3 separate regions of the Homo sapiens genome follow, and regions 2 and 3 are each linked to region 1. Evidence: chromatin contacts called from ENCODE Hi-C or POLR2A ChIA-PET data. All regions are on one chromosome and are shown on one strand. Each heading gives the region's core, a stretch centred on a gene start or an enhancer-like site at or near the end of the contact. The rest is flanking DNA. Distances are from core to core; before and after follow the strand shown. Region 1 has its middle 65 kb from the start of RANBP6. Region 2 overlaps LOC107987046 (a long non-coding RNA gene). Region 3 has its middle 19 kb from the start of ERMP1.

What was found. A loop is a pair of places that touch in the nucleus more often than their neighbours do. ChIA-PET counts read pairs that join two places held with the same protein, here RNA polymerase II (POLR2A). Pooled maps may share reads with other maps.
Region 2: a loop to region 1 is called in a map of lower leg skin, with 3 times the contacts of the local background. The contact joins two enhancer-like sites. A Hi-C loop is called at or near these places in 5 of 168 maps with a recorded cell type or tissue (GM12878, GM13976, Jurkat and 2 more), 1 of 37 single-sample maps with no recorded cell type and 6 of 50 pooled maps. POLR2A ChIA-PET finds 5 or more read pairs at or near these places in 2 of 52 experiments (GM12878 and OCI-LY7).
Region 3: a loop to region 1 is called in a pooled map, with 2.1 times the contacts of the local background. The contact joins two enhancer-like sites. A Hi-C loop is called at or near these places in 1 of 50 pooled maps. POLR2A ChIA-PET finds 5 or more read pairs at or near these places in 2 of 52 experiments (HepG2 and OCI-LY7).

What each region holds. Positions count from the first base shown.
Region 1 is chr9:6,078,699-6,082,354 of GRCh38, forward strand. No RefSeq gene overlaps it. Among named protein-coding and RNA genes, the nearest start is that of RANBP6, 65 kb to the left of the region's middle. Within about 2 kb of position 1,658, at least 20 of the 41 ENCODE cell types and tissues checked have a DNase peak (open chromatin) inside an H3K27ac peak, as active enhancers do.
Region 2 is chr9:6,300,892-6,304,547 of GRCh38, forward strand. All of the region lies in intron 1 of LOC107987046 (a long non-coding RNA gene), which reads right to left. Among named protein-coding and RNA genes, the nearest start is that of TPD52L3, 26 kb to the right of the region's middle. Within about 2 kb of position 1,685, at least 2 of the 41 ENCODE cell types and tissues checked have a DNase peak (open chromatin) inside an H3K27ac peak, as active enhancers do.
Region 3 is chr9:5,850,011-5,853,666 of GRCh38, forward strand. It overlaps a transcript of ERMP1 not described here. Among named protein-coding and RNA genes, the nearest start is that of ERMP1, 19 kb to the left of the region's middle. Within about 2 kb of position 1,646, at least 5 of the 41 ENCODE cell types and tissues checked have a DNase peak (open chromatin) inside an H3K27ac peak, as active enhancers do.

The DNA of each region.
Region 1 (3,656 bases), core at 408-2,907:
CTTTTTAGGTGTGGGAATATGATGAGGTTTCTTTTCAAATAGCCTGATCAATCCTTTATTCTTTAATTCATGGTACCCCCCACCCATTTTTTCTTTTTCTTTTTTCTTCCTTTCTGCCTTTGTTACATACCCAGAAACACCACAGTACCGGGCGTTATCAGTACCAGCTCACATTCCTTTCCTTATTTGGAAAGAAGACTAGCTCTCTAGCTCACTGCAGACACCCCTACTCCTTTCCCCTGTCTCCCTTATATGCCCACCTTATCTAAAAAAGGTTCAAATGTTTAGCCAATTGGGACTAGTTTAGATTGTAGGGCCCGACCCCGGCCAATGGGGAAAGGGTACAGGGTCAGGACTTGCATTAGGAATAAAGGCTCTCATGCCCCTTTGTTCAGGTGTGCTCTCATGGTGACCGGCCAAGGAGAAGCACCCCTCTGCGCAAAAGTAAAATTGCTTGGTTAAGAATCCTTTGTTTGAGTGTTCAATTTCCTTAGGATTTTGGGCATTATTCTCAACAATTCTGGTGCCCAAATTCTGGGGCTCAAATACTCTCCTTTGGGAAGGGGGTCTTTGGTCACCTCACCCAGGGGTCCCACTGTCTTGTTATGGTGGCCAGAGGGTGAGGGGGGTCAGGGCCCACCCATTGTGATGAATAAATCTGGGTTCTCAGCAAAGCAGGGAGGAGAGGCTTGCAAGACCGTGGCAATAAGAGGACCAGGTAATTCTTGTGCATGGAAAAAGGTAGGAGACTTCACAAAGGTGACAAAGTATTTCCTTGGTGGTCAGGATAATTTGGAGTTTGACAGTGTGTGAATGGGGCTAAGCATTATGGTTGTGTGGAGTGAGTGAGTCTTCTCTGCGGTTTCGTGTTGCCATCTATCGACTAGGGGCAGGAAGAGTCACAGTAGACAAAGAGAAAGAAGGGTACAAGGAGCCTCCAGAGGGGTGAGCTATAGGATATGCAGGAAACCCTTAACGGGAGAGGCTAAGCCTCCAGAAAGGGGGAGGTAAGACACCTCCAACACAACAGGTTGAACCCCCTCTTAAAGCCTCATTGAGCCTCTAGAAAGAGGGGGGTAGACACCTCTAACAGGAGAGGTTAGAGCCCCCCATAACCCCTAAGATGGGGAATGTTTCATGTAAGACAGGAAAACTAAAGAGTCAAGAGAGCAATGAAATTCCTTCTGATAGCCCCTTGGGGCTTATGCTAAAGTATTGGAAAGATAATGAGAGGACCAAGTATAAACGAAAACAGCAGATGATAAAATATTTTTGTTTTATTTGGGCTCGAGAACCCATCCTGAAACCCTCACTTTTCTGGCCAAAATTTGGGTCAAATGAGGAGCGGATTTGTCAGCTCTTAATTGAGCATGTTAATGATAAGAGCCCTGTTTCCCAGGAAGAAATTGATTACACCCTCTATTGGTGGCAGGGACCTATCCTCCTTTACCCTTTAGACTCCGGAGGGAGAAAGCCAGAAGCCAACCCCTCTGGCAGGGAAAGAGTTCCCATGTCTAGACAACCCACACCCACTAACACGTGGGACCCTCTAGATCACCTTCCTCCATTCAGTGCCCCCATCCCACTCCTCCAGTTCCTGTTTCAGGTCCCTCCCCTGCTTGTGTCACTCTTCCAGCTGCCCCCAATCCCGCCCCTCCGGTTCCCGTTTCAGGTCCCTCCCCTGCTTGCGTCACTCTTCTGGCCGCCCCGATCCCGCCCCTCTGGTTCCCATTTCCGTTTCAGGTCCCTCCCCTGTTTGCATCATTCTTCTGGTTGCCCCCCAGTCCCGCCCCTCCAGCTCCCGTTTCCATTTCAGGTCCCTCCCCTGCTTGTGTCACTCTTCCAGTTGTTCCCGATTCCGTCCCTCTGGCTGCGGTTTCGGGTTACTGCCCAGCTGTTTCAGGCCACTCCCTCACCTGTGTCACTTGCCCGTGTTCCATTCCCCCAGCTGCTGCTGCAGATCCCTCCCCGACCTGTGGTTTCTATACTCATATACTCATATTGCTCCTCCTGCCTATAATCCTCACTTTGCAGAATTACCATCTTGTGAGCCTGCCCCCCTCCTCAACAAAACTATTAAGTATCCCTCTTTAAAGGGGCTTCAATGTGAAATAGAGCAATGTAAAAAAGATATTCGAAACTTTCCATTTCCCTCCACACCTAAAGAGCCAGATCCAACTTTCTTTCCTCTAAGGGTGGTACCACAAGGACAGGGGGTGGCTATTGGCTTTGTAAACTCTCCCTTGACCAGTTCAGAAGTCCAGAATTTAAAAAAGGAGCTTAAGCCATTATTGGATGACCCTTATGGAGTAGCAGATCAAATTGATCAATTTCTAGGGCCTCAGATATACACTGGGCTGAGTTGATGTCCATTTTGGGTGTCCTCTTTTCAGGGGAAGAACGAAGTACGATTCGGAGGGCTGCTATGGTGGTTTGGGAATGTGAGCACCCTTCTGGTCAAAATGTTCCTCCTGCAGACCATAAATTTCCCACCCGAGACCCCCAGTGGGACAATAACAATGCAAATCACTGGGAAAACGTGAAGGACCTAAGGAAGATGATAATAAAAGGAATTCGAGAATCAGTACCCCGAACTCAAAATCTTTCTAAAGCATTTGATATTCAACAGGAAAAAGATGAGGGACCTGCTAGATTCTTAAACAGATTGAGGGAGCAAATGAGACAATATGCAGGCCTTGATTTGGAAAACCCCCTTGGACGAGGAATGTTAAAACCTCACTTTGTTACTAAAAGTTGGCCAAACATTTCAAGAAAATTACGAAAGATAGAAAGTTGGGAGGACCAGCCTCTGAGTGAACTGCTCAGGGAGGCTCAAAAAGTATATGTGAGAAGAGATGAGGAAAACAAAAACAAAAACAAAAGACAAAACTCATGTTTTCTGCCTTCCAACAGATGGCTCCAAATCCATATATCTCTAAGCAGGGCTTTCAAGGGGCCAGAGATTATAAGGGGCCTAAACCCTCCTTTAGAGGACTGAAGCCTCCATCTGGAGGGTCAAGGTCCTCATTTAATAAGCCCCCTAAGTGGTATAGGGGAGCAAGGGCTGAGAATGCTAAGACTGAGACGGAAGAAGGACAAGATAGAGGCTACAGATGTGGAAGAACAGGCCACTTCAAGAGGGAATGTCCTGAAATAAAGAGAGAGAGAGAAATTTTTACACTCATGACTTCCGAAGAACAATAGGGGAGTCAGGGGCTCTGCCTCTTTTATTTTGAGTCCCACCAGGAGCCCTTGATAAATTTGGAGGTAGGACCTAAACATGAATTTATCACCTTTTTAGTTGATTCAGGAGCTTCACACTCCTCTGTTTGTTTCCCTCCACCTGGTCTTACCTGCTCTTCGGAAGAAGTTTTAGTCAGCGGGGTAAAAGGAGAAGGATTTAAGGCAAAAATTTTTAGAAAGCACAGAAGTCAGATATCAAGATTGATTTACTCATATTCAATTTTTATTAATTCCTGAAGTGGGAACTAATCTATTAGGAAGGGACTTAATGGTAAGGCTAGGTACAGGCCTTCGAGTGGGCCCTAAAGGATTCCTCACTTCACTACATTTACTCACTGCTGTAAATGAGAAATATATTCATCCTGATGTCTGGTCAAAGGAAGGAAATAGAGGGAAACTCCAAATCTCTCCAA
Region 2 (3,656 bases), core at 435-2,934, 220 kb after region 1:
GTTGGTGGGACTGTAAACTAGTTCAACCATTGTGGAAGTCAGTGTGGCGATTCCTCAGGGATCTAGAACTAGAAATACCATTTGACCCAGCCATCCCATTACTGGGTATATACCCAAAGGATTATAAATCATGCTGCTATAAAGACACATGCACATGTATGTTTATTGCGGCACTATTCACAATAGCAAAGACTTGGAACCAACCCAAATGTCCAACAATGGTAGACTGGATTAAGAAAATGTGGCACATATACACCACGGAATACGTGTATACCATGAATATGCAGCCATAAAAAATGATGAGTTCATGTCCTTTGTAGGGACATGGATGAAGCTGGAAACCATCATTCTCAGCAAACTATCACAAGGACAAAAAACTAAACACCGCATGTTCTCACTCATAGGTGGGAATTGAACAATGAGAACACATGAACACAGGAAGGGGAACATCACACACTGGGGACTGGTGTGGGGTGAGGGGATGGGGGAGGGATAGCATTAGGAGATATACCTAATGCTAAATGATGAGTTGATGGGTGCAGCACACCAACATGGCACATGTATACATATGTAACAAACCTGCACGCTGTGCACATGTACCCTAGAACTTAAAGTATAATAATAATAAAATTAAAAAAAGAAAAAAAGAATCTGCTGCTCGGCATCCCAAAGCACAATGGTTTAGAAGCCAAGTGTGTCTGACCCCTCCAGTATTTGACTGTTTGCTTGGGGTTTATTGTTTTGCATAATACAACAACCTAAAATGTCTCCAATATTTTCTTTCTTTAGAATATGAAACATGACTCTCCTCCCCTTCCCCGTCTCCCTGTTTCCCCCTAGAGTTTTCTTTCTTTCTTTTAAAAAACATAGAAATATAGCTTCTATCTGGAGCATAAATAAAGACGAGTAAGATTCAATTCTTTTAACGATGTGGATAAAATTAGGTTTTCTTAAGGGCACTCTTAAATATGTGAGCTACATGGAGAAAATATTCACCCTGACACTGCTGCCTTCACTAGAAAAGCTGTTATAATTTGATGGATGGTAAATGAACAATTCCTACAACTGCTGCTCTATTCATTAATTACTGAAGTAGGCTCAGCTATGAGAGAAAGGTAGTCCTCTCAGGCATTAGCCTGCTACCATTGCAGAAACAACTGACCACACCCTCCACGTGGCCTTTGTGTTCTCATTTTACCAGGGTGTAAGTCAGCTTCAAAAGGAAGATGGAGTACGTATGCAAGTTAGAGACTGACAAACTGATCTCAAAGTCAGTCTTGAAATTGCCTTTAAAAATCTTTTCATGTATACTCCCACTCTAGACTTGCCAAAATGCAGAGATTCAATTCAGCAAATTATTCCTCTTTTATAGCCAGTTGTTGACGCTGTACTCTTTATCCCTAAATGCTTGTGAATTATTTTTAAAGTGGAAGGAAAAAGAAGGAACATAATAAACCATGTTAACATTTCTTGAGTTTAAGAAACAATTTATTTTGAATTTTCCTGTTAGATGAAATGGCAGACACTGTTCATGAACTATATAACAGTTGGGATAGTCATAACATCCTTCCTCCTTGTTCATGAACAGGGAGGCTTATACCTGTCAATAAACATTTGAGTTGGTTTCCATTTCTTGCTATTACAAACTGCACTGCTATGAACATTCCTGCACTTCCTTCACATGTCTCTCAGTGCAAATGTGCAAGTGTTTCTCTAGGGGGTGGGACTGCTGAATCATGGTTGGTATAAGCATTTTTATGCCACATTTTTTTCAAAGTGGTTATACCAGTTTATATGCTCACTCAAAGTATATGTGTTCCTCTTGCTTCATCTTCTCACCAACACTATTTATTGTTAGATTTAATTTTTGCCAGTCTCATGGGTGGGGTAACATGGTATTATGTTATGGTTTTAATTTGCATTTCCTTAATTACTAATGAGGTAGAATATTTTAATAGGTTAATTGGCTATTCTGCTTTCCTCTACTATGAAATGCCTATTCAAGGTTTTGCCCATTTTCTATTGACTCTTAGAAAAAGATATATAAAAGTTATGTGTATATCCTGGGTACTGACCTTTTGTCAGTTACATCAACTGTAAATGTCTTTTCCCAGTTTGTGCCTGTGTTTTCATTCTCTTTGCTGTATTTTGGTAAATAAAAATTCTTAATAGAGTTGAATTTATGAATCTTTTCCTTTATGGTTTGTCCTTTTTTCTCTTATTTAAGAAATTCTCTCCTACTTCAAGTCATTAAGACATTTTTCTATATCATTGCTAACAATTTCATAATTTTGTCTTTCACATTTAAATCTTAATGTACCTACAAGGGGTGCAGTGGCTCACGTCTGTAATACCATCACTTCAGGAGGCTGAGGCAGGTGGATCACTTGAGGTCAGGAGTTTGAGACCAGCCTGGCCAACATGGTGAAACCCCATCTCTACTAAAAATACAAAAGTTAGCCAGGCGTGGTGGCAGGTGCCTGTAATTCCAGCTACTCGGGAGGCTGAGGCAGGAGAATCGCTTGAACCCAGGAGGCAGAGGTTACAGTGAGCTGAGAGTGCGCCACTTCACTCTAGCCTGGGCAACAGAACAAGACTCAGTCTCAAAAAATGTTTTTTAATTAAAAAAATAAATCAATGCACCTAGAATTCATTTTTATCACATGGATGGATAGTCAACTTCCTTGGCATCATTTATTCAAACATCTACTCTTTCTCCACTGATTTGCTTTAAGTTTCCATATATGCAAAGATCTATTTCTTACTCTCTATTCTATTCCATTAATCTATTTGTCTATCTTTGAACACGTAGCTTTATAAATCCTAATACCCAGGATTCCAGTATAGCAAGCCTCCCAACCTGTATTTCTTCAAAAATGGCTTGTCCATTCTTGATATTTTGCATTTACATATGAATTTTAAAATTAGCTCTTAGGGCTTAAATACACAATTGAGACTTTGATCAGAATTGCATTGAATTTCATGCTCCTGTGACACTAGCATGAGTCCTTCCCCCAGTTCTACAATTAAGACTCCTAACAATTCATTTATCCAGCCAAAAAAATACTTACAAGAGCCTAGGATATGGCAAAAATTATAGTGAACAACATGGATACAACGGTGCAGAAAACAGAATTAGTCCCTGCATTTGTCAAGGCTTCAGAGAAGTGGAAGTTGTGGGAGAGGGACAGAGGGAAGAATAGTAGTGTACTAATTATTTTTCCATTTGTTTTCATTCCATTTTTCATTTGTAAGGTAGGTTAATCATTTTGAAGTCCCCTAGCTTACCTAACCTTTTACTTTGTGTACTAGTCAGGGGTCTCCAGAGAAACAGAACCAACAAGATGTGATAGAGAGAAAGGGAGGGTTATTTTAAGAAATTGGCTCATGTGATTATGGAGGCTTAGTGAGTCCAAAATTGGATGAGATAGACTAGCAGGCTGGAGACTTAGGTAAGAATTGCAATTAGAGACCAAAGGCAGTCTGCTGGCAGAGTTCCTTCTTGCTCAATCAGTCTTTGTTCTATTAGAGCCTTCAACTGATTGGATGAGGCCCACCCCCATTATGGAGGGCAATTTGCTTAACTCAAACTCCACCAATTTAAATGTTAATCTTATTGAAAAACACCCTCACAGAAACATCTAGAATAATATTTG
Region 3 (3,656 bases), core at 396-2,895, 230 kb before region 1:
GGTTATTTCTTACCAATCAGGAAACAAACCCAGAGTGTTTAAGGAATAGGCCCAAAAGGTCACACAGCCTGCTGTTATCAGAGCAGGCCAGGGCCCAGGTCTCCCCCCCTTTACACTCTGTGGACTAGTGTGACTCTGTGGATCATCGGCATCAGAATTACCCTGAGTGCTTGCTAGAAATAGAGAATTCCTCGAGACCAGCCTGGCCAACATGGTGAAACCCATCTCTACGAAAAATACAAAAATTAGTTGGGCATGGTGGCAGGCACCTATAATCCCAGCTACTTTGGAGGCTGAGGCAGGAGAACTGCTTGAACCTGGGAGGTGAAAGTTGCAGTGAGCCAAGATCGCACCATTGCACTCCAGCCTGGGCGACGAGAATGAAACTCCGTCTCAAAAAAAAAAAAAAAAAAAAAAAAGAAGAAGAAGAAAAAAAGAAATAGAAAATTCCCTGGCCTTCTGGGGTGGTTGGGGGAATTGGGAGGGAGCATGTGGCTGAGGAAACTGAATGTTTAACAAGTTCCTCCTGTGACTCTGAGATACCGTGAAGTTCGTAAACCTCTGAAAATGCTCACTGTCAGTGGTTCTCTACTCTCACTCTACATAAGAACTAGATGAAGCATCAGAAAAACCCAAAAACAACAACAACAAAAAATCCTGGGCCCAATCCCAGTATTCAGTTAATTTGGATGGTGCCAGGCAATTGTATAATTTTGGAAAATGGCTCAAATGATTCTAATGTGCAGTCAGAGTTGGAAACCCATGGCCATTGTGAACAGTGGTACCAAATGCTATACCTGAAAGGGCAGCCACCCTGTAATTCTACCCTAGCCTTCTGGCCATGTCCTAGCTTGCAAGCTCTGAGGAGGTAGGGCAGGACTCTGAAGAATAGAGAATGAATGAGGAACAAGGTTGCATCCTTTGAAAACTCCAGAGCTTTGATCAGTTACCTCACCCTCAATTCAATCCCCCATCCAGGAACTGCCCATGCCCTGACATCCTCCCTTGACTTATTCCCAAAGATCTCACACTGTGTTCCCTCTTTTAGACCCTTCAGAACAAAATCTGAAGATGTTAGCCCTTTTAGGCCCAACATCTCTATGCTGTGCTGGTATCAAGCAAAGCCTCCAAGATGTTTCCAATTTGTGAACATAGTGCATCTTGTAATTGATTTGTTCTTCTCTTTTCTCTATCTACTAGGAAGCTCAGAGCCAAATCTGAGGCACACCTTTAGCAGTCATACAGCACCTTATGGCATACATTTGCTATACCTTATTTTCCTGTCATAGCTTTTCTTTCATTTGTTTCTGTTTACCTATTTTTTACAGAGAAATGTCCTTTTTTGATTTATTCTGACATGCTATAAATGAATTAATTACACTATTTAAAGACTTTTCATCAATACATTTCTCTTTCTCTTGGGTCAGACAGAGAAAAAGAAAAGAGCATGCAAGAAAGATGGAGAGAAGAAACACATGCACACAGATAATATATAGAAGTGGGAGGAGGCGAGGGAGGGTTCGTGATCATATCAGCCTTACACAGGGTGGTGCTCTCCAAGGGGCAAGAGTCAACCTGCTTATTATAACCATTTCACAAGGATCTTAAAGGAACTTCCTTCTATGGTCAAACCCTTTTGTTCTTACTCAGAATCAGTCTAGCTGTTAAGTCTGTGGCAGCTGGAGCTACAAAACCAAGGCCTGAAAGTTGCAAAACTAGGTACTGTGACTGTGAGTCACCTTTCCCCTTCACACACATACACCCCACAAAATTGATTTTAACACACATAAAAATTGAGAAAACACTATAATACTAAATCTAAGATGATTTACAAAGGAATATTACTTAACGAATGGCTTGAAGTAGTTTTTTAAAAGCTTGGAGAGATTTTGATTTCATAATGAGTCAACAAGTCATTTTTTCTGCCATTAAAAAATCTCATTTCTTAATAAAAACACTTAGTTTTTCATGACCTTATAAATAAAAAAGCTCCCATTTCAAAGTAAAAATGAAATCTAAGATTATATAGACGTTTATGTCATTACTTTTATCTAAGCAACATACATACATGCTCAAGTAAAGCAAAAGGTTAAGTAAATTTCTGCAATAAATAGGCTGCTTTTGAAATGCAAAGAACATTATAAAGAATGCAGAATCTTAAGGGTAATCAAGCAGTCATTAAGTTTTTCTTAAGTATTCACTTTAGATGTTGTTATTTCTGGCACAGGTAAGCAGCAGAGTGTTTTTTTTTGTTTTTTTGTTTTTTTTTTCCAGACAGCGTCTCATTCTGTCATGTAGCTGGAGTGAAATGGCATGATCAAGGCTCACTGCAGCCTTGACCTTCCCACGCTCAGGTGACCTCCCTCCTCAGCCTCCCTCATAGCTGGGACTACAGGCATTGCCACCAGCTAATTTTTGTATATTTTGTAGAGATGGTCTTTTGCCATGTTGCCCAGGCTGGTCTCGAACTCCTGGGCTCAAGTAATCCAGCTGCCTCAGCCTTTGAAAGTGCTGGGATTACAGGTGTGAACCACTGTACCCCACCATAGCAGCAGAATTTTTTATGTGCTCAAATACTGGAATCTTTGGTTACTGCCATATCAGCAAAGAAGCCAACCATTTTAAGAATGTTTTATGAGAATGTTCATTAAAAAAAAAAAAAAAGAATGTTTTAAGTGAACACCTTGCAAATCCTAAGGATAGCTATCTATTTTTTTAACCTTGTATGTATTTTAATAAGCTGCCTCAAACATGCTTTTTGAAATCAGGGAAGATATAGAAAAATTAATAACAGCAACTGATAGGATTCAATTCATCACACTGAAACATGTTTTTGTAAATGAGATAAAAATCCTTTCCTGACTACAGGGTCATCTCACCTGTTAGTTCTTTTCACTACAGGGGAGAAAACAAACAAACCAGCAAAAACCTTTTCCTCTGCCCTCTTAGGTTCAGTGTCTGGGGCCTGAGAATTAAACTGGCAAAAGACAGATTAACAGGGGAAAAAGCATCTATTTTATGGACAAAGGAAACGGGTTTGGGCTTCTGGGGGTGAAAAATTGTAGGAAAGTGACTAGGAAGTATACAGGGAAAGTAATGGAAAGCAAGGGTTGCTTTAGTAAGGTGTCTTTATGCCAACTCATCTCAGTGCCAGTTTTCTGTCTCTAGTGATAGGTTACTTTCTTCATTCTGATACAGGAGAAGGGTGGAAATTTATGCCACCTTCACAAAGGGAAATTTATGTCCTGCTTCTAGGCAGAAAAGGAAAGGGCAGAGAGCTCTTCTTACAACTGCTATTTCTCCATTGCTTTCAGCCCAAAATAATCATATGCCAAGGTGGCATACTTTGGGGTGGTATAACCTGATCCCCTTCACCATGTCACTTAAATTCTCTCTTGTCCTGTTGCTGTGCTCAGAGATGCCCTGGGGTTTCAGTGTTGATCTCCCAGAAGAGCCATACATATCCTGTAAGAAACTATGCTCTGTTGGTTAAGAAACAGCCACCTAGATAAAGTTCAAAGAATTCTGCACTCCAGATTGTGTATGTTCCTAAATGTGGTTTGGCCTGGAGAAACAAGGACCAGGAAATCATGGAAAGCCAGGCAGATGGGAGTTAGAGAGCCTGGCAAGGGTCCTAAACAAGTGCTCCGTGCCTA